3 separate regions of the Homo sapiens genome follow, and all the other regions are linked to region 2. Evidence: chromatin loops called from intact Hi-C (ENCODE). Cell type or tissue: B cell. All regions are shown on one strand.

Region 1 (8,000 bases), 55 kb after region 2:
AGAACTGTCATTCGTTGCTGGTGGGAATGAAAAAGGGTAGAGCCACTTTGGAACCAGTCAAGGGGTTTCTTACAAACTTTCTTGAAAGTTTCTTATGTGCTTTCTAAACTTATGCATACCCTGAAAATCTAGCAATCTTGCTAGGTATTTTACCCAAATGAGTTAAAAGCCTAAATCCACATGAATACCTACACACAAATATTTATTGCAACTTTATACATGATTACCCAAAAAATGGAAGCAACCGAGATGTACTTCAAGGTGTGAGTGAAAAACCAAACTGTGATGCAACCACACAATGGAGTATTATTCAGTGGCATAAAGAAATGAGCTACCAAGTTATGAAAAGACATGGAGGAACCTAAAATGCAAATTGTTAGGTGACAGAAGCCAATCTGAAAAAGTTACATATTGTGTGAGTCCAACTATGTAACACTGTGGAGAAGGCAAAACTGCACAGACAGTAAAAAGATCAGCGGTTGCCATGGGTTCAGGGGGGGAAGTGAGACAGTAAGTAGATCACGGGGCATTTTTAGGGCAGTGAAACAATTCTATATAACACTGTAATGGTGGATATATTACATTATGCATTTATGGAGCATAGAACAGCACAACACAAAAAGTGGACCCTAATGTAAACTCTAGGCTTTAGTTAATAATAATGTATCAACAATAGTTTATCAACTATAACACACTACACCAATGCAAGATGTGAACAGGAGAAACTGCTTGGGCAGAGGAGATTTATGGGAACTGTAATTTCTGAATAATTTTCCTGTAAACCTAAAATGACTCTGAAAATGAAGTCTATTAAAACATTGAGAATACTGTCTCATGAACTAGCTACTATCATAAGTAAATTCACATAAAGCTATTAATGTTAAAAGCAAATACAGTCATGAACCCCGTAATGACATTTCAGTCAAGGACATTTCAGTTAATGACAGACTGCATTTATGTTAGTGCTTTCATAAGATTATAATGGAACTGAAAAATTCCTATCACCTAGTGATGTCATAGTCATCACAAGGTCATAGTGCAACATATTACATGTTTGTGGTGATGCTGGTGTAAACAAATCTACTGTGCCACCAGTCACATAAAAGCATAGCACATACAATTATGCATAACACATACTTGATAATGATATTATAATAAGTGACTATATTACTAGTTGATGTATTTACTATACTATAAACTTTTTAACATTATTTTATAGGGTATTCCTTCTACTTATTAAAAAACAGCTAACAGTAAAAGGGCCTCAGGCAGGCCCTTCAGGAGGTATTCCTGAAGGCACTATTATCACAGATGATAGCTCCATGCATGTTATTGCTCCATGCTAAAATGCAAATTGTTAGGTGAAAGAAGCCAATCTGAAAAAGTTACATATTGTGTGACCTTCCAGTGGAATAAGATGTGGAGGTGGAAGACAATAATATTGATGATCCTGACACTGTGCAGGCCTAGGCTAATGTGTGTGTTTGTGTCTTAGTTTTTAAAAAGTTTATAAAATTTTTTTTAAAACTTAATTTTTTAACATTTTTTAAAGCTTATAGGGTAATATAGAAAGAAAATATTTTTGTTAAGCTAATTGTTAATACCAGAGTCAAAAAGTTAAAAAAAATTAAAAGTTTATCAAGTTTAAATGTGACAGTAGGCTGTTCATATTGGAAAAGAAATTTTTTTTATAAATTTAGTGTAGCCTAAGTGTACAATGTTTCTGAAGTCTGCAGTAGTGTACAGTAACAGTCCTAGGCCTTCACATTCACTCACCGTTCACTCACTCACTTCCAGTCTGGCAAGCTCCATGCATGTTATACAGGTTATTACAGGTTATCCATTTTTATCTTTTATACAGTATTTTTTTTTTTGTCCAGGCTGGAGTGCAATGGCACAATCTCAGCTCACCACAACCTCCACCTCCTGGGTTCAAGCGATTCTCCTGCCTCAGCCTCCCGAGTAGCTGGGATTACAGGCGTGTGCCACCACGCCGGGCTAATTTTGTATTTTTAGTAGAGACAGGGTTTCTCCATGTTGGTCAGGCTGGTCTCGAACTCCCGACCTCAAGTGATCCGCCCACCTCAGCCTCTCAAAGTGCTGGGATTACAGGCATGACCCACCACGCCCGGCCTTTTATACAGTATTTTTACCATACCTTTTCTATGTTTAGGTATATTTAGATACACACATACTTACCATTGTGTTACAACTGCCCACAGTATTCAGTACAGTAACATACTGTATAGATTTGCAGCCTAGGAGCAATAGGCTACATCATACAGCCTAGGTGTGCGGTAGGTAATACCATCTAGCTCTGTGTAAGTACACTCTATCATGTCCACACAACAATGAAATTGTCTAAAAATGCATTTCTTGTAAAGTATCCCCATCGTTAAGTACCACATGACTATATACAAAGCGACTCACATTTACCCCAAAACAATTACATGGTGACGTTTAGGTTAACTATTAAGTAAAAAGCAACATAAATGACCTTTACACCAAAACATCTGAAATATTCTTCTTACCTGTCCTGTGACTGTTCTTCATACATTCTCTCCTTGCCTTCTTTAAAGAGTCTTATTGCCCGTTTTGACTTTTTCATAAGGCTATCAATGTAGATTTTAAAGTACTCATTCTCACTGAGTTGGGCAAGTTTCTGGTTGTCATCATATTTACTCAATATAAGTCGTAAATGCTGATATGTATCAGGCAAAATATCAAGTATATATGGTGGGCTATTTTTCAACTGAAGTTTGGGATTTTGGCACAGTCTTACCTAAAAACAAAGATAAAAATAAAATAAGTCATAATATTTTATTTCACAGAAAAATTAAAAAGTTAGAGAACCATGTCCTATTTCTTCATTTTTCCATAATATAAATAATGATCTTAACTTACTATCTCCAATTTATTAACTGATAGTCACGTTTGTCATAATATAAATAAATCCTATTCTGTTCTCCTACCATTCAATCTTTTCTATATCATATCCTTATTTTGAACCTCTAAAGTTTAATTCTAAGATACCTCATTGTGCATAGCTTAAAAGAACTCCAGTATGCTAATCACTGTATATCACTGATAGTCTTTTTTTTTAAATAAAAATGAGGAAATGGGCCTTCTCTGTTGACAACCAATGTCTCACATTTATATGTTATTTTACTACACTGAATTCCCAGCTGTTGCTGTCTCATAGTTTGTTAATTAGCGTTTTGGTGTACTGTTCTGAACCCCGAGGACAATAAAACAAAGAGGTGCAATTTGAATAACTGAGTTATTAAGTAGTAAATGTGTGTCAGGTCAGAACCAGTCTTTTCCACCTCCCCATACTGTCTACCACGCCTATAAACATGTGGCATATAACGGTTCAGTCATCCCATCACAGGTGCTGCCCAACCACTGGGGCGTTCAGGGGCTGCCTGCAGAACTGAAAGTACCTTCTGCCGGCCAGAGAAGGTAGTAATCCAACTAATGTATTCACTTCTACATGTTCATGTGATTTAGCCAAGAGTAAGTTAGTCCACCACATTCTTATCCCTCCAGAAAGGGCATAATCAACTCTTTACATAAATAACTTTCAAATGAAATAATTGAGAATTGCACAGTAGCATTATATAGTGTAATGGGACAGCACTCTTACAAAAGGTTAAATGTTCACATAAAGATCATAAAGATACATGGCTCTCTTCTAAGGCCCTCGTTGTATTTTTTTTTTTTGTCAAATTGTCAAGAGTATATCTTATTTTATTTTATTGTTTTTTTAAGACGGAGTCTCATTCTGTCACCCAGGCTGGAGTGTAGTGACACGATCTCAGCTCACTGCAACCTCTGCCTCCCGGGTTCAAGTGATTCTCCTGCCTCAGCCTCCCAAGTAGCTGGGATTACAGGTGCCTGCCACCGCACCTGGCTAATTTTTATATTTTTAGTAGAGACGGGATTTCACCATCTTTGTCAGGCTGGTCTCGAACTCCTGACCTTGTGATCCACCCGCCTCGGCCTCCCAAAGTGCTGGGATTACAGGTGTGCGCCACCGTACCCGGCCTAAGAGTATAATATCTTAAACATAATTGGCTAAAGCCTCCTGTTGGGTGGCACTGGAGTGGCTGTGGGTATTTTTGGAATCTGGCTAATGGAAATTTGAATTGAAGACACATTTACTTTGGGTTTAATGGAAGGTATATGTGAGGCATACAGTCACTCCTGTAAAATGGTTTAATTACTGTCAGCAATCCCAATGAAACTGAAATAAGGCAGGCAAAGAAAGAATATACTATTAATATATGATCTCATTTTCACATGCAAAATCTTAAAAGAAGGAGTTAAGCAACAAAGAAACAGAGAGTAGAACAGTGGGTGGGCCCCAGGGATGGGGAGGGGAAGAAATGGAGAGAAGAAGGTCAAAGAGTACAAATTTGAAGTTATGTAGGATAATTAATACTGGAGATCTAATGTACAGCATGAGGCCTATAGCTAATAATACTGTATTCTGAAAATTTGCTAAGAGAACAGAGTTTAAATGGTCTTACCACAGAAAGGTAATTATGGAAGGTGAAGGATATGTTAATTTATTTGATGTAGTAACCATTTCACTATGTGTATATATATCAAAGCATCATGTTATACACCTTAAATAAATACAATATTTTTTAAATCTGTAATAGAACTTTTTTTAAAAGATGGTTTTAGAAATACCTGAGGTGCCCACAATGCTGACTAGCCTACCATGGGAACAGTGAAATCCAATTCAAATCTGGCAATTTGAATGTGTTTCATGACACCCAAAACTGGAAGTATATGCGGTAACGGAAGATAATCAAAGTATAAAATGTACAGAGCCAAAAACTAGTCTAGATTATTTCTCTAATCACTTGTAGATATACCGGCTTTTTAAAAACTATAGTGCTTTGTGGATTTTTCTCATTCTAAAAAAAATTCACTTTCATAAACAATTTGATGTTTGTACTTTCGTATTCTTTATATTTAGAAAGATTCTTTCAAATCATATAAGTTTCAGGGGACATAAAACATGGATCTGCCTCTGGGCACCCATAAAAGTGCCTGGGACAAATAAACAATCGAACTATAATAACTTCAAGCATAACGAACACAATAAATCAAGGAACTAACAAATTTAAAGGGTACTCTTATACACACTATCACACTTACTTTCTTAAAGAAATTGGCCAGGCGCAGTGGCTCACACCTGTAACCCCAGCACTTTGGGAGGCCGAGACAGGCAGATCATGAGGTCAGGAGTTCGAGACCAGCCTGGCCAACATGGTGAAACCCTGTCTCTACTAAAAATACAAAAAGTAGCTGGGTGTGGTGGCAGGTGCCTGTAATCCCAGCTACTAAGGAGGCTGAGGCAGGAGAATCACTTGAACCCGGGAGGCAGAGGTTGCAGTGAGCTGAGATCACATCACTGCACTCAGCCTGGACAAGAAAGCAAGACTCCATCTCAAAAAAAAAAAAAAAAAAAAGAAAAGGAAAAAAAAAAGAAATCACTGGGGATCAGGGTTTTTTTCAGAGGGAGTAGATGGAGAGAAAAATCTGGTTCAAATTTCCAACCATCAGCCTCTAATTTAAGATGTTTTTCACATTAACCCAGGGCATGATCTTATATTCTTCCTCTTTGTAAACAATGCCTTAAAGCAGAATTGCTGAGTACATAACCAACAAATTAATGGATTGGTTGACTGCTATTTTTTTTTCACAAATAGTTTGATTGTATTATTTCCTTTATTTTTACAATTGAACTCTAAAGTATCAAGTATTCAAATTAATAATCCAAAGGTATAGGCTTAGTTAAAAAGTAATAATAGTATTTTTATCTCCAAGAAAGTCCTTGGAAAGGTAAGATGTCATCTCATTTACTAAATAACAGCAAATCTTTACAAAGTATAGTGAAAATGGCTGACAGAGCTTTTTTTACCCCCTTTTTAATACGTGATACGTTAGTATAATCAGAGTTCATTCTGCCCTAAAGATTAAGTCCCAAATATGCCAATTATTTAACAAATCCTGCTTGAAAAAGAATATGGTTTTTAAATTATTTAAACCAAAAATACTATCACAAGTATACATAAATACCAAGAATATTGCCACCAACATTCTACAGCAGGCATAGTTTAATGTCAGCAACATAAAACTTGGTGTAACATGTCACAGACTGATACATTATTTTCTTCTAGTTTGGGGACCAGGTAGCTTCAAATTCATTTCCTCTACTAGAGAACTTTTTAACTGATACATACAAAATTTCTGTCAGGTATTTTTTTTCCAGACATTCCACATAAATATTCTTTGACAGAAACGTTTATGTTTTACAAATATTTAATTCACTATTCTTTATCTGAACTTTTTTCTCATTTGCTTTATTTAAAACTGTAATTCCATGTGGGAATTTATTGCTTTATCAGGTGGAAATTGCTTGAACTACTATATGCCAGGTACTGAGCTTAGAGCTAGGAAATTATAGATGACTAGAACATACTTCCTGATTCAAAGAGATGCAAAGAGTCTGGCAGAAGAGACGTAGTTCTCTATAATTAACTTAAGAGCAATGTAATTCTTGCTCTAAGGGATCTTAGTAAAGATTCCACCCAATCCATTCATTTCCAGATTTAAAAAAACTAAGAACTAGAAAGATTAAGGGACCATTAAAATATCATTAATCCAATACAAGAGCTTGTATCTTCTGAATCTCGGGCTGATCTTTCTAACTGTATCACAATTTAATTAAAATTAGGCATATAATTAATGATCCCTGCTAAACTCATTTACATTTTTATTTTATTCCATTTGCAAATTTACGTAAACTTCAGGACCCATTTGTTAATTCAACAAACATTTATGTGGCAGGCATTGTTTCAGGCTCTAGGGAACACAGAAAGGAATAAATCACACACCTGCCCTCAAGCAGCTGCCTAGTGGGAAAGACTGGTGGCTTAGGAAAAGAATTACAGGAGAATTTAGTGCTATGATGGAGGCAAGTACAAACTGCTACAGGAGAAAAGCAGCAGCTCACTCATCTCCACATAAGAGTGTCAGGAAATACATACTTAAATTTGCCAAAAGGAGTATTCTAGGCAAAGGAGTGTGCTAAGGCTTAAGAGACACCAGAGAGCAAGCATGTTAAGAGAGAAGTAAATGCAGTTATTCTAAAAGATCAGAGCATAGGAAGGAAGGCTGTGAGTGAGTAGTACGAGAGATCTGAAATAGGCCAGAGTCAGTTCATCAAGGCCCTGTAGGCTAAACTGTTTTCTAAATTTGCACTTGGGAAAGTGCAACATACAATGCTGAACTACGGTATGCCACTGGGTGCGCAGTTCATCAGTTGGATTACTATTAAACCCTGTGATTTATGACAGCTTCTGCCAAAAATGAATAACCCTACATCAGGACTATGACTTCTAAGCAGGTCAAATTCAATTCCATTCAATAAATATTTATTGAATACCTGCTATGTGCAAGGAGCTGCAAAAGCCAGGAAAGAAAAATTGCTTTTCTAAAGGCAGTATATTAGAGAGAAAATCAAGCTCACCACCAGGGTCAAGTTCAGATTCAAATGGTTACACCTCTTCTAGAAATACCTAAATTGCTTCCTAGAATGAAGCTTGGTACTAACACAGAAGAGCTTTGACAAAGAACAAATCTGTAGTCACATTATAAAATGATGAACTTTGTAGGGCACCGATTGGTGCATAAAAGAATTGGTTCAATAGCAATATTGCTCTTTTCTGTTGAACTAAAAGGCAAAACATTTATTATTGGAATTAGGCTGAAAATTCCACTATAGCCATTGACTCAAAAAATTTGGAAATTACCAGGACCAATTCCTTTTGACGTGTCAATATTGAAATACAGAACTAGAACCTAACTAAGGTTACTGCTCAGAACCCTGATAGCTGGACTTGAGAATCAGGAACTGTCTCCATACCAATATACAACTGAGTTTTGTATTTGCTTAAATGTATTAGAAATATTTAAGGAGA
Region 2 (8,000 bases):
ATAGCCGAAGTCCATGAACTGAGGCTAATATCAGAAAGTTGGCTTATGGTTTTTTGTTTTTCATCTTTTATGGTGAATACCATAACACTGTGATTTGTTTGTTTTTGTTTTTGTTTTTTTGAGACTGAGTCTTGCTCTGTCGCCCAGGCTGGAGTGCAGTGGCGCCATCTCGGCTCACTGCAACCTCTGCCTCCCGGGTTCAAGCAATTCTCCTGCCTCAGCCTCCCGAGTAGCTGGGTCTGCAGGTGCCCACCAACATGCCTGGTTAATTTTTGTATTTTTAGTAGAGACAGGCTTGTCTCTAACTCCTGACCTTGTGATCCACCCACCTCGGCCTCCCAAAGTGCTGGGATTACAGGAGTGAGCCACTATGCCAGGCCAACACCGTGATTTTTTAAAAATTTATCTTCCTTCCACAATGACATTCTTCACAGAATTAGAAAAAAATCTATTTTAAAATTCATATGCAATCAAAAAAGAGCCCAAGTAGCCAGAGCAATCCTAAGCAAAAACAACAAAGCTAGAGACATCACAATACCTGACTTCAAACTATATTACAGGGCTATAGTAACCAAAACAGCATGGTACTGGTACAAAAATAGATACAAAGGCCAATGGAACAGAATAGACAGCCCAGAAATAGTACCTCACACCTACAACCATCTGATCTTTGACAAAGTTGACAAAAACAAGCAATGGAGAAAGAACTTCCCATTCAATAAATGGGTGCTAGGCAAACTGGCTAGCATGCAGAAGATTGAAACTAGACCCTTTCCCTTACACCATACATAAAAATCAACTCATGAGGATTAAAGACTTAAATGTAAAACCCAAAACTACAAAAGTGTGGATGATAACCTAGGAAATACCATTCTGGACATAGGACTTAGCAAAGATTTCATGAAGAAGATGCCAAAAGCAATTGCAACAAAAATAAAAATTGACAAATGGGACTTAATTAAAGAGCTTCTGCACAGCAAAAGAAACTATCAACAGAGTAAACAGACAACCTACAGAATGGGAGAAAATATTTGCAAACTACATATGTGGCAAAAGTCTAATATCCAGAATCCATAAGGAACTTAAATTTACAAGCAAAAAACAACCCCATTAAAAAGTGGGCAAAGAACATGAACAAACGCTTTTCCAAAGAAGACATACATGCAACCAACAAGCATAGGAAAAAATGTTCATCACTAATCATTAGAGAAATGCAAATCAAAACCACAATGGGAACCATCTCACAGCACTCAGAATGGCTATTATTGAAAAGTCAAAAAATAACAGGTGCTGGGAAGGGAATCTTATACACTGCTGAGAAAAGGGAACACTTATACACTGCTGGTAGGAGTGTAAATTAGTTCAGCCACTGTGAAAGCAATCTTGATTACTCAAAGTACTTAAAACAGAATTACCATTCCACCCAGCAATTCCATTATTGTGTATATACCCAAAGGAATATAAATCATTCTACGATAAAGACACGTGAACGTATATGTTTACTGCAGCATTATTCACAATAGCAAAGACATGGAATCAACCTAAATGCCATCAATGGTAGACTGGATAAAGACAGTGTGGTACATATACACCATGGAATACTACACGTCATAAAAAAGAATGAGGTCATGTTCTTTGCAGCAACATGGATGGAGCTGGAGGCCATTATCTGAAGCAAACTAATGTAGGAGCAAAAAACCAAATACCATATATCCTCTTGTTTAGCTCTCACTTGATGTTTAGTTCTCTCCAAGAACACATGGACACAAAGAGGGGAACAACAGACACCAGGGGCTACTTGAGGGTGAAGGGCAGGAGGAGAGAGAGGATCAAAAAACTACCCATGGGGAACTATGCTTATTACCTGGGTGATGAAATAATCTGTACACCAAACCCCCATGACATGTAGTTTACCTGTATAACAAACCTACATATTTACTCCTGAACCTAAAATAAAGGTTAAAAGACAGAGAAAGAGAAAGAAAAATCTAACCACCAAGTTTACATAATAAATTCTGGACTTCAATAAATATTCAGTTGTCCAATAAAATGCTTTTGAATTTCTGATGGCATGTACAACAATGTAGGTAACATTAGACTTGATTTAAGTTTGTAATTTAATTCAAATTTGTAATGTGATTCAGACATCAGGGCAATTTGCTTTTCATGGGTGTGAATTTCTCTTCCATGAGCATCCCCTTATTCTGCCCATCAAAGTAGAAAGGAGAATAATGAGAAGTGGAAGCTCTATCCTTTTGATTAACCTGCTCAAGCTCAAGAGCAAGGCAGTTTCCCCTGGTTTTACCCATTACAACGGTAGAAGCACTGCAAGGGCCAGTCACTGAGCTGTGCTCAGGAGCCATATGAAGGGCAGATGCAGAGCAACTTACCTTGGCCATTCCAAATTTTAAATTGACATACATTATCAGAAGTAGGAACACATTTAGTTTTTGTAAGAGACAAGCTAACGTACAAAATATTCTCAGCAAATGGCAAAACATATCTACTTTTCAACAATTCTTCTTTAAAATTATATTGAACGAAGAGATATAAAGTCCTAGTTAATTCCTTTTCTAAAATGGAGTTTTAAAAAACAGGTATCTCACAAGACTGTTTCACTTCTGCCCATTTGAATGTATTACTTATTCAAATGTTGAAATAAATTAAAATTTTAAAATAAAATAAATATTATCAGTAGATTAATTAAAGGTTTCTGTTTTTTGTTTTCTCTTTGAAATAAGACAGAAACACATGAGGTCCAGCAATAACTTATTTCCTTCAAAGTTTCATTAAATAATGATTAAATCTAGCCCTATCTAGAGATTAGAAATGTTGGCACGTTACATTATAACCACTCAGAGAAATATAAGGCATTATCTTCCCTTACAAATCATTAACAAAAACATCTGATCATACAGACCACAACAGAAATAGAAATGCTATCAGTGATCACACTGTTTGGTGGTAAGACAGGATGAATGGAGATTTAAGTCTGTTTTTCCTCCCCATCTTTAGTCAGAACCAGATGTTAAATATTGAGACTGGGGGTAGGGGAAGTAAACTTCCTCTTTTAAAACCCAAGAGCTACTCTTTTTTTTCCCCTTTGCTGCTTATTTTGAGTGACATGCATTTATGCAAACACAAGATTTTCTGCAAGATTTTCAATGAAAAGCTGCAGCCTAGATGTCAAAATCTCCTAACTGCCTGCCTTATATGTGTGTGAGACAGAGGGGGTCAGGCATTATGCTGTTGTTCTGGATGGCAGGAGCATCACAGAGAAAGACAAAAGGTGACTAATTAAGTTGGACTCCAGAACAGTAAAGGGTCTTGTTTCTTTTAAAAGAAATATCAATACTGATTAAAAGTTAAGATGAGATCTCAAGGATGACAATTAGTTGCTAATCCTTCAAGATCTAACAAAGTATCTAGATGGAAAAATGAAATGTTTAACAATGACCAGAATAATAAAAATAGAAATGGGAAAATAATGAATAGCAGTGAGAGAAAGAAACACATGGTAAATAATGACAAAGAACAAAAAAAAAAAAAAAAAGAAATCCCTGCAGTTAAGAAAATGAAGAAAAAAGTAAAAACATTAAGAGGGTATTATCAAAATAAAAAAGCAAATTAGCAAAACAAAGGGCAGGAAAAAACAAACAAGGATATTTTGGGTAGACGTTATGTAAGAGAACATTAGAGCATGGAAAAGCTACTTTTCAGCTATCTTTACATTTTTATTAACTACATAAATAGGCACAATTAGTACCATTTGTTAAATAGATGAGGCAACAGTTGCATCATGAAGTGTGTTTCAGTGCCTTTCATATAAAGTTATTCTATGCACAACTGGAAAACACCCGCATAACAAGCATTAAAAAGGCATTTCACCATTTTGATTTGCAACATAACGTTTGTGCTGTTATCTCTGGATGATAAGATTACATACAAGTGATTTTTTTATTTATACTCATATATTTCCAAAATTTCTATAATATTCACCCTATAACCCAGAAAACAATAAAATGTTTTTTTAAACATTCTCCTAGAGAATGACCCATGTTATAAACACAGGCATTTACAATTCCTGCTATAGAAATAGTGACATGGAGTTAATCTAACCTAAGAAAATTTCAGTTGGGTTATTTATTTGCCTGATTTGCTTCTAGAAAATGTGGACAAGTTATAGGATACATGAACGTTTCTAATTCTCAGCTCCTAAGGTCTCTTATGTCATAACTAAGGTAATGGCTGGATCTTAGTCATGTCCTTTCATATTTCCAGTATTAAAATAAATAAAATAAACATTGTTTTTTAGACTAAGCAGCCAGGGACATAATTTTAAAAGTACATCTGAAATACCAAAGCCCACATTTTCTTAAAAATATGTGATGTCCTGGTAAAAACATTTGATAACAAGTCTGAAGATCTGAGTTCTAGTTGTGGTTCTGTGGATCTTGGACAAGTCACCTAATCTCTTTGGTTTGGGCCTCAAATTCCTCATCTGAAAAACAGAAGCGGTGGTCAGTGGTTTTCAAACCTACCTGTATGTTACAATCACCTGGCTATTTTATTAAATCCGCATGTGCAGACCAGTATCCCAGAGAATCAATAAAATCTCTGGGGAAGGGACATGGCTATTAGAGAGTTCAGTTCCCCCAGATGATTCCAATGTGAGCCAAGGCTGAAAACCACTGAGTAGGAGGATGCTTCCTAGTTCCTTCTAACACACAACGAATCCCAAGGTGAGCTGCATATCGGAATCATCTGAGGAACTTGTAGAGCCTACCATTACCAGGGCCCATCCTGGCTCAATTCAATCACAGCCTTAGCGGTACCAAAGCACTGGTATTGCTTTAAGAGCTCGCCAGATGATTTCTGATGCATCACCATGACTGAGACTCACTGTCAAGACACGTGTTTGACAGAACAACTAGCCTTAGACTTATTGAAATAGCAAGGTTTTGTCTGGTTACAAGCAGGTTGTTGACAATAACCTAGAATTACATAAAAATTTCTAGGAAAACAAAATATACACAAACCCCCCCACCCACTTCCTGTGAGCTAAGCAATATTCCAAGGACACCTACTGATAATTAAGGAATAATGTCTCTAATATGATCTGACTTACTGGGAAAATACAATTATAGTAAATTACCACAGGAAGAAAGAAGGAACAAAGTGAAAAGACATACATATAATCTGGGTTTTACCAAACTGCTACACAAATCGAATTTAGATAATAAACATGAAAACAAATTATGACAGTACAATGCACACTTTGTCAAAAAGAACTGATCCATTTGGCTTATATGTCATGTGAAAGTAAGAGGGAGAAAGTGAGAGAAGGCTATCTCAGCATGCTTTAAAAAAAAAAATCTCGGGAAGAGACTTAAAACATGTTTCTTAAATATTTCACTAATGAATTCTCACAACTGTTTTTTTCTTAATCGCTTGTGAGTTGAGCAGGCTGAAAACCAAATTTTTTAGAGAGGATTTACCCTTACTGTGGGCTGAAATATTGGCTAATTAATAAAAATAACCTTTAACGCACTCAGGAAAATAGCATAAAAAGCAGCAGCAGCCATTATTAACAGATAAATGGTCTATAACTTTAATAGCTTATAAAACCTAGGTAGAGGAAACTAAAATGATACTTAATCACTGTGTAAAATACCCTACTTATAAAAGTGGTAAAAGATAGTATTTTTAATGAGAAAAGCATATTTTTAATATTTTAATGTATTACAGATTATTTAAAATGTGTTTAGCTACTTTAAGTATAAGGAACTCAAAAGTTAAAATGAGTAATCCTCTAACAAATGGCTAGTCAAATTAGTCATTTAGACTTTTAAGTAAGCATTAACCATTAAGACAGGTCTGAACAATTTTTTCATTTTACGAAGAACTTTGATGTGCTTACCCACATCACTGCATTCATTTACATGAAATGGTCTTCTTCACTTTCTTCTTCACTGTGGTACAGCAAACAGCTAGGGGACTTCCTAAAACAGGCTGGGCCTTGCCCACCGCCCATTTTGAAGATTCCTTTGCAATCTGTTGTTGTTGCTTTGGCATGGGCAAGTTACAATTCTAAGCTAGCCTACTGCTAACAACAACAACAATGACAAAAAGTGTGTTAAAACTCCTTGGGATAAGAATCAAGGATATTGAATTCATTCAAAAACATACTTTAGAAATGGTGACAAGCTCCAGCCTGTCAACACGACACTTTGAGCTGTAACCTTGGAAAAATCCTGAAAGATCCACAGGATGGTGGGGAAAGATGAGGAAGTTGCCTGGATTCTAAAAGGGACTGAGAACAGCCTTGTTCAAATGCGTGAATGAAAGTATATATACATTTAAACCAGAAATGATAAAAACATCAATTAGCCAACAATAACTCACTGAATCACTGTAATAACCTTCAAGAAAAATCTCACAAGCAAGCCACTAACATGAAATAAATCTGAAATACCCCAGGGAGAAACTCATACATCCAAAGATACCTGCAGCATCCTGGATGTCAGATTCTTTTCTTCATTACTCGGCCCCTGCCCCTAGCCTCTTTCCTTACTGTAGCTTTCATGCATAAGATTTGCAGTTACCTAAACAGGCAGACACCAGTGTCCTCTCCAGCTGGAACAGTTCCCAGTTTGCTTCTTAGTCTCACTAATTCCTCCTTGGCCTTATGCAAAATCGCTCACATGCTTATGTACATCTCTCCGGTAAAGAGAATCCCTAGGTCACCATTAGACTCTTAAAGGTATCTGTGAGCCAAAAGAGCTTAGGAACCAGTATTCTCCAGAGTTGCCAACTAAAAACATAAGAGAAAGTTGCATGGGTGCCAAAGATCAGACTGGAAGTCCCATACACTAATGTTCACACCAATGAAGGTCCCACGGGATTTGTAACGGACCCACAGCTAACACCAATACATGACAAAAATATTCAAATCCTAAAAGCATCTACCTATAAAAATCATTTACTTGCCCCTATGTTTTGGGAGAGAAGCTTAGAAGAGGAAGATGTACAGCTGGCTCCATCTAGACACACCTTCAATCTGTACTTCAGGATACAACTATTGAAGCAGCTCACACATTTTATAGTCATCAGTGGATTCAACTACTTAATTTGAACTCCATAAAACATTTAGAAGACACTTAATTTTCATTTAATGGAAAAAATTGTAATGAAGTTAGCAAAGGGATTAACATATGAATTAAATAGTATTTTCTTAGAATTTATACACATATATGTATATATTTTGATACAGTGTTCCATTACACCAGTGTAATTTAACTGCTTTATTCTAAAAATAAAACCCCTTTGCTTAGATACTGAAGCAGGTACTATTTAAACCCGTAGTGTTGATGAAAATTAAATTAGAGAAATCGGAGAAGTCTTTACACAGCCAATATTAACAAGTGCTCATTATAAATAGCACTCATGCATAGTCATTTTATGTACAAATTTTGGTTACTGAAAGATATTCACTGAGCAAGCAATTTCAGGTAATTTGCTGGTTGTGATTATTGTAATACGTAATTTTTAGTTGTGATAATTACCCAAGAGATTCAGAATACACAATTTGTAGAATAATTATGGAACTTCTACTTATTTCTTTAGGCTTAGTATTTTAGAAGAGAGGCTGTGAATTTATGAGGCCTGCAATTTATTTTTCAAGCCCCTGTTGATTTATCTTTGTATGGCGGCTTGCATGTCTCAGATTCTCCTCCGTAAGTGCTATTTCCTATTAAATACGGCTCCTTTCAAAGTGTCAAGGGTAGCATAAAGACGTTCAGAGTTCATTTTCATGGAGTGGACCACCTACCTCCTCATGATTCAAAAGTCAGTAAAAAGAAGCCTAACTCAAAGCAATGTTTATAACTTCCACCATTCTCAAGTCGAAAGTCAGGTAAGGCACAGGGAGTTGTGGCTCACTTGAGCCCCACTCTCTATCCTCGAAATCTATGAAGTAATAGTTTTAATTATTTGTTCCA
Region 3 (8,000 bases), 77 kb before region 2:
TGAATACGGTGAATACAATCTGATGCCATTACACATTATCATCACTCCACCTAGTGACAATGGCAAATAGGTTTCATGCTACCTGCCAAATCCTAATGAACTACAGTGGAAGATCTTCAGGGCTGTGTTGAAAGGCTCTGTTGGCCAAGTCTGAACTCAGCGGCGGTAAGTATCATGACTGATTAGCCATGTCTGCCCAAGTCAGGAGGAAGGGTGGCACCATATATGAAGACCTTTCACACCACTCAATCCCATTTCTCTGATTTTGAGAGCAAAAAATTTGTGAAAGTAATTGGGATTTCATGTATCTTCCTGTACAGGGAATAGCCTGATATCCAAGAGTCTACCTCTCTTGACCACTGTATTTCTGGTCTGTAAATTAATCAGTTGGCATTCTGGTTCATTGACTAGTCTGTTGTGTACCTGGTTATATAAACTTAAACTGGGCAGTAACATCCATTCTCAGTGAACTGACAAGGTCAATTTTTGTGAGTCAACAACATTAATGAGCAAACTCAGATTCTGGTAAATTCACAAAAGTAAATCTTATGTGACCTCTTAGAAGCCAAACAGTGAGACAGCCTTCCCATTAAGAAAAAACTCTATCAGACACTTCTTCTAGATTTGAACAAAGAATATTTTTAATCAAATTCAGTTTCACCATTTCCAAATTTAATAATTTCCTTTCTTAAATTTTTTCTTCACAGATTTGCTATTGCCAGTGTTAGATGACGTTTAATTTTATACAAACACTCTCATTACCTCTCATTATGATGTTTAAAACCAATGAGAGTACCTTGAGGAGAATCTAGTTCTCTCTCAAACTATGATTATATCAGCCTGTCAACATTATAGTAGTTGTGCCCTGCACAATGACATTTCGGTAATGGACCACATACATCATGGTGATCCTATAAGATTATAATGAAGCTGAAAAATTCCTATTGCCTGGTGGGTGACATCATAGCCACCTTAACGTCATAGCACAAAGCATTACTCACGTGTTTGTGTGATGCTGGTGTAAACAAACCTACTGTGCAGCTGGTTGCATAAAAGTATAGCACATATACTTGTGTACAGTACATAATATGTGATAATGATAATAAATGAATGTTACTGGTTTATGTACTTACTATACTATACTTTTTATCATTATTTTAGAGTATACTCCTACTTATGAAAAAAAGTTAACCGTAACATAGTCTCAGATAGGTTCTTCAGGAGGTATTCTAGAAGAAGGCGTTGTTATCATAGGAGATGACAGCTCCACGTGTGTTACTGCCCCTGAAGACCTTCCAGTGGGACAAGATGTGGAGGTAGAAGACAGTGATATTGATGATCCTGACCCTGTACAGGCCTAGGCTAGTATGTGTGTGTGCCTCTTTTCTAAACTCAAATACGCTGAGTCATACTCCATTTATGACGGCATCATTTCCTTTTCATATGGTCACATCACCTTAACTAAACCCATGTTTCTAGTTTTACCTTTCGGACGTTTGCCAACCGATTCATCATCAAGGACTCCTCACGATCATCATCGTCGTCCAAGTCTAGCATCGGCATGCCAAAGGGGTCAATGATGCTGCAACACCTGGAGCCTTCATCTCTTGGATCAAAGGGGTCCACGATTATGGGCTCAGTTCCTTTTATTTCACAACGACAGAAAGGGCAGCCCTGACCATCCGACTCCTAAACAAATAGAAAATGCATGGATTGGTTTTGTTCAAAATAAACAGTACCGAGAAATGCTAATAATGTTCTACAACTATAAAAGTCACACCCCCAAAAAGACTTTTTGGGGTAGGAGGTGGGGGAAGATTTCTCTTGAAGTGGTAGTGGGTATAGAACAGGGAGCCAACAAAATGTATAATAAATGGTCAGTATCTTCAGTTTCCGAAGGAAAAATAAAGTTTTAAGAAAGTTTGATTTTCCCAAGAGAAGAAACCTCTTTATTTTCCTGACTGTTCACTTATTATTCTAATGTATCAAGGCATTAGAGTCCTGAAGAAAACTGGAAATTGAATCGTATCTCTCCTTATGAAAAGAGTGCAGTACTAACCAAACATTCCATAAAAAAGTATATTTTGGTAAAAATTCATAATAAAGCAGTAGTATCGGTGAGAAAAATACAATACTTGTGCATCTAACTGTGGCTAAATATTTGTTTTAACTGCCTGTGTATTTTAAAATCTTTATACACAATTAGGAAAAATTAAAATGTGTACATTTATATTCAAAAGCCATCATCTGTCCTGAAAGCCTGTCATCCTGACACACAGCTCAAATATAAAGTTCTCTGTGAGATACTAAGTTTTGCCCTTATCTTGCTTTTAAACAATATGATACAAAAAGATTTGTGCAAATACTTTTGGGCTGGAAATGTATTTACTGGTCATTATTGGATGTTTTGCTCAAAGTTTCCTACATTCATTTCTCAAAACTAACTACATTAAAAATTCACAATTTGCAGGGAAATAAAGACTGTTTTCTTGCCCTACAGACAACATTGCTTTCTAGAGATAAGATGGTATATGATATTCTCCACCCGATTTTTGGTTTTGCATTATACCCTGACTTTAGCAATGTGTTATTTAAAAGTGGCAAAAATCACAAAATTACTTTAAGGGAGAAATGGGATGAAATAGCACCATTTCAGTGGCAAGACAAGGGATGCAGAGAGCTGACGTCTTTAAAGAAACTGTTCCATAATTAATTCAGGACTGTCCTGTCCACTTGGTTTAATAGGAAATTAGTGATCTACCTGCCCAACAGTGATGTTTGGATCAAGGATGGAATAACTCTCTCACTCTCTTCTCACTGAACAACTACCTCACATCTACTTTGTGGCAGATCCTGTGATAGTTTATTCTTTCTAAGTCTCAGTCAGCTCAACAAATTGAACACCTCCTTTGCCAAACAAAGTGTCAAAAAACAAAAAACACTGAGCTTGCTTAAGAAAAATCAATTGCAACATATTCTTATTCATCTGCTTGTACATAATTTGGAAAAGAAACTTGGAATGGTAAAACAGTTGAACTAAGGTGGTATAAAGAAATACAGACATATAAATATAGAATCCTTCAAGGTTTACCACCATACATGTTCATGTCCAGGGGGCTTCAAAACACATTAAATATTATTTGCTCCATCATTTTACAGATAACAAAACCAAGATTTAATTCTTCTATTTTTGATAACCTCCTTGCAATGATATTTTCTAACACAGGAGTAAATATTTAAGAAAAGCAAAATCTTTCTCCTATAAAAAGAGTATTAAATTTAAAGTCATATTCAATATATATTATCATTTAGGCAAAACTCCCCTTGTTATAAAAGTCAAAAGAGATCCATATTAGGTGCCTATAGTGGAATACTTTTACAGATTTACATAAGACAATTTCAAAAAGATAGTTTTATTTAACAGCAAGCTGTGCCAGCCTGGGCAACATAGCAAGACCTTGTCTCTATAAAAAATAAATGTTTAAAAAATTAGCCAGGTGTTGTGATACACACCTGAAGTCCCAGCTGGTCGTGAGGCTGAGCTGGGGGCTTCGCTTGAGACCAGGAGTTTGAGGCTGCAGTGAGCTACGACAGCATGACTGCCCTCAGCCTAGGTGTAAGGGTAAGACCCCGTGCCAAAAAAAAAAAAAAAAAAAAGAAAAGAAAAGAAAAAAAGAAAGCAAGATCTGAAGATCTGATGGTCCCTCTGTCTTTAACACATGAAGAATGGAAAGCAGTACTTTGAGACGTACATAGTCTCATACATTTAAAAAAATTATTATAGAAAATCTCAGATACACATAAAATTTGAGGGAAAACTATAAATTTCTATGTACCTATCACCCGACTTCAACAATTATCAATTCATCCCCAGTCCAGTTTCATCTATATGTTCTCTTGTTCCTTTCACTCTTAGATCGTTTTGAAGTACCTCCTACACATCATATAAATTCACTGGTAAATATTTTAGTATCATAACTAAAAACCAAGAACCTTTTAAAGACCTAATCGTAACTAAAAATTATTCCACCCAATCGAAATCATGAAAGTTACATTATTTTTTAGTACAGTGCATAGAATGTGCAAGCCACACTATTAGGCTACGTAAGTTTCTCTTTGAACCTCCAGGGTCAACTTACATATTGCTCTGGTTAAGGATGACTTCCAGTTTATGTGATATATTTCCTCACAAGAGATAACTGAAAATATTGAGTTTTGAAGGGGGAGGAGGTGAAAGGCAATAACTGTGTCTTTATAGCACAAGAAAAAACAAAGAACTGTTCATCTAAAACTGAATTTAGATTTTTCTCTATGCTACTTGAACATTTAATGTTATACAAATTACTGATGTTGTTAAGAGTGCCTGTTATAAGAGTAGATATCACAAAATACATCTTCTCTTCAGCTTTGTTGTTGAGAGTTTACATTACTCAACAGATCAACAAACAGCTGCAATGACCATTAATTTTGATTTGCAAAAACACAGATCACAATGAATGTGTCTCTAATGGTACTTACTCTAATATGACTTCATCCATCACACTTTATAAATGGACTACTGTCACATGCAAATTAGACGTCTAACCATAAAGTCTCAAATGTTACTTTGGTTACTCTGCCCTAGTTTCTGTCAGGTGGTTGATTAAATACACATGAAGAATGTCTTCAATACAATAATTAAAATAATGTTTCTGTCAATGTATACTTAATGCAAGATCAAATAATATGCATTAATGGAGAATAAAGACCAATAAATAACTCATTTTCTAGTTTCCACCATTCTGTGAATGTTAAGAGGAAGTACTGAGGACTCCGTCTATTCTAAATGACTCAGTAGGTTTCACTTCCTCGAATAAGAAATACTTCTAAACCAAAGGATACAGAAGTTATCAGTGAATACTATACACAGCTGAAACTAAATTCTGTCATTTCTCATAATACAGTAAAATAATTCAGACTCACATTTCAACCATTAATACTGTAAGTCAGTGACATTACTTAAAATATAACTTTAGGTAAACTCAGATAATTAACATTGACAAACAAATAGAAAAAAATTTTAAACCTTCATAATACTACATTCTCCACAAATACTCTATGTAAAAACCCAAATGAATATTGTTAGTACCATCTCATCATCATCATGTATCAATCACCTTCCATACTTTGTTTAAATATTGCTAAGACAGACATACTATATCTTAAATACCTTCTTTTAAATGTTTTTCAAGATAGCATTATATATAGTATAAATTATTTGCTCTCAGCATGATTATTAGAGGCATACTTTGACTTAAGGTCAATCACTTTATGCCTTCCCACATATGTAATATACATCAAGGGCTGTAGGGTATATACATAGGGCCTCCTAAGTCTCATTTTGGAGTGCATTTTATATTTTTACTGTATGTGTATGCATATGTATGTATTTTTTCCTTTATCAATAACTTCTAATTTATATTACCTTGCTATATTTCATGTAGCTATGAGGTTGCCACAAATCTTTTTTTAAACATAGCAATTATAACTGGAAAAATTATATGTATATAAATGCACTGAGAATAGGTTGGATCCATACCAAGAATTTTCAAAGCACAGTATCTCCCACAGAAACTCAATAACTTCTGGCTGAAAGAACGAATGAAAGAATAAGGAAGGATAGTTAATAGTAATCTTAGACAAAATGCCCCAGAGCAGGAGAGATCTTTGGTTCTGGTTTATTATGATGGACAAGGAAAAAAGACATTGGTGAATCTAGACTCTTTTAGTTTTGATTTGGGATGCCCATAAAAGCCTGCATAGTAAATCAGAAAAGGAGCACAGACATTCTGAATTAGGATACTTGGACTGGACTTCTACCTTCCCCAATTACAGCTGTGTGACACTGGGCAATTCATTGCATCTTATTTACAGGGCATAATGAGATAATGCACATTTAGAGACACCATAAAGATAAAATGAGATAAATTAGTTTAAAGCTTTATAAAGTGCTATAAAAATTCCAGTTGGCATAATTAGTATAAAAATAGTCTCAAGAATAAATATAATAAGAAAACTAAGGAAACATATCTTAACTTTTGAAAAAACTCGTATCTCTATACGAATTCCATTTTGTAATGTAATGAATACAATTTTAAACCTGCAGAATTATCAATGTGCATAGATTAATCATAACTGGAAATATGAGATATCTCCTAAGCACTTTATTAGAAACAATAATAACTAAAATTCCAGGCACTGTTGTAAGCACTCTCTAAATATTAATTCATTTAATCCTATAAGGTAGGTACAATTATTGTTCCCCAACAAGAAAAAGGGGTTTACTAGTTTGATGAAGGTCACATAGCAAAAAATACTAAGTAGGAAATCACAACAAGGGGATCTATTTCAAGAGTCTAATCATTTCAACACTACACTATAGGATCAGCATGTAGTGGTTTTTCAATCTCAGATTCATAGTCAAGGTTAAAATAAAGGTGAAAAATAGCCGGTTGCTACTACTGATCATTCATAAATGTAAAAAATTTAAAACTATTTTGTTCAAATTGCAAATATCAAAATTAAAAAAACTACTACAATCAATGAATATTCTGTTCGCTCTAATTGAAAAGTTTCAGCTCTTTAACAGGAAGACATAAAATGTATCTGAATAATTATACCATTTCTGAGGACACGTTTTTACATAGTAAAAGCTTTTTGTTTTAAACATTTGTTGCTTGAATCCAATTTAAAATTTTAATGCATGAAGTTGGTCTAGAATGAGCTGGTCATTTAGAATGAGTCTACATTCTAAACACTTTTTAAAAATGGTGTCAACTTTAAAAACACCTATAAAAGATCCATGTTGGAGTCAACTGAAAATGTTTCCAAAGTGCCAGTATCTGTTACGGTCCACACACTCTACAATATAGTGGGCATCCATCTAATTTAGTCATTAGACTTAAGAATCAAGCACTTATTCTACCAGATTTTATTTTCTCATATCCATCAGTTCCTTTCCTTTTCTAGTGCATCGCTCTAGTTCATAATGTTACTATAACGTGTTTGGACAACTCTCGCAGCTTCTTTATTACTCCCAACGTGAAAGGGAAGCTCCAACATTTAATCACTCATTTACACAAAAGACACAACGGGTGGTTAAAGACAAAAGTGCCAATTTAAAACGTTCGTAAAGGCAAGTATTATTTTCTATTTGTAGTACCTAAGTTATAAAATTTCACTGAGGCTAGAAATGTGAAGACTGGTCGCCTTTGAAGGAAGATAGAGTAAAACATTTATTTTATTTTATCTTTTTTTTTTACTCTTTGAGACAGAATCTCACTCTGTTACCTAGGCTGGGGTGCAGTGCCGTGATCTCAGCTCACTGAAACCTCTGCCTCTAGGGTTCAGGCCATTCACCTGTGCCTCAGCCTCCCAAGCTGCTGGGATTACAGGCTCCCGCCACCACGCCCAGTTATTTGGTATTTTTAGTAGAAACAGGGTTCGCCATGTTGGCTAGGCTGGTCTTGAACTGCTGACCTCATGTGATCCACCCACCTCGGCTTCTCAAAGTGCTGGGATTACAGGTGTGAGCAACCGCGCCTGGCCAAAGATTATTTCTTATTGCCTTAAAAGTGATCATTTGAACTTGTTTCTCACCTCTCTCAGACAACTATATACATTTTCCCAACAACACTCTCTACATATGGAACATCTATAAATCTCCTTAATCATATTCCACATTAAAATCAGAGTTTATTGATTTTTTTGTAAATTACTATTTTGAATACGCTGATATCTTTCTTTTAAATTATATCAAACAATATACAGGAAGAATAACCACAGGAAAATTAATTTTACATTTAATTGAATTAAAGTCCTTGGCAGTAATTCAAAACATAGCTGCATATCCAACTGACAAAGATATACATTTTTATTTTGGAAGGAAGATATGAAGAACACAGTTTGGGGTTTGTTCCATTCAGGAGCTCAAAAGCCATTTTCCTTTTTTTTTTTTTTCT

Evidence for each region. A loop is a pair of places that touch in the nucleus more often than their neighbours do. Peaks named below come from ENCODE experiments on the same cell type or tissue, not always from the same donor. Only the 100,000 strongest peaks of a DNase experiment are listed, where the experiment ranks them.
Region 1: it touches region 2 in a loop (3-fold over the local background); 30 of 110 quality-filtered maps call a loop at or near these places.
Region 3: a loop joins it to region 2, with 7 times the contacts of the local background. A loop is called at or near these places in 2 of 110 quality-filtered maps.

The regions. Positions count from the first base shown.
Region 1 is chr3:105,850,883-105,858,882 of GRCh38, forward strand. CBLB (Cbl proto-oncogene B) reads right to left here. Exons shown (of 19, transcript NM_170662.5): 3 at 2,532-2,782. Among named protein-coding and RNA genes, the nearest start is that of CBLB, 14 kb to the right of the region's middle. In B cell, a CTCF peak has its summit at 3,445; DNase peaks (open chromatin) are centred at 469 and 3,339; H3K4me3 peaks cover 633 bases; H3K27ac peaks cover 2,297 bases.
Region 2 is chr3:105,795,642-105,803,641 of GRCh38, forward strand. The region is part of intron 3 of CBLB (Cbl proto-oncogene B); the gene reads right to left. Among named protein-coding and RNA genes, the nearest start is that of CBLB, 69 kb to the right of the region's middle. In B cell, no CTCF peak of the experiment used is centred here; DNase peaks (open chromatin) are centred at 3,060, 4,830, 6,000 and 6,750; H3K4me3 peaks cover 1,164 bases; H3K27ac peaks cover 3,738 bases.
Region 3 is chr3:105,718,562-105,726,561 of GRCh38, forward strand. CBLB (Cbl proto-oncogene B) reads right to left here. Exons shown (of 19, transcript NM_170662.5): 10 at 1,486-1,689. Among named protein-coding and RNA genes, the nearest start is that of CBLB, 150 kb to the right of the region's middle. RefSeq lists an enhancer at 1,047-2,246. In B cell, no CTCF peak of the experiment used is centred here; a DNase peak (open chromatin) is centred at 4,830; H3K4me3 peaks cover 348 bases; H3K27ac peaks cover 694 bases.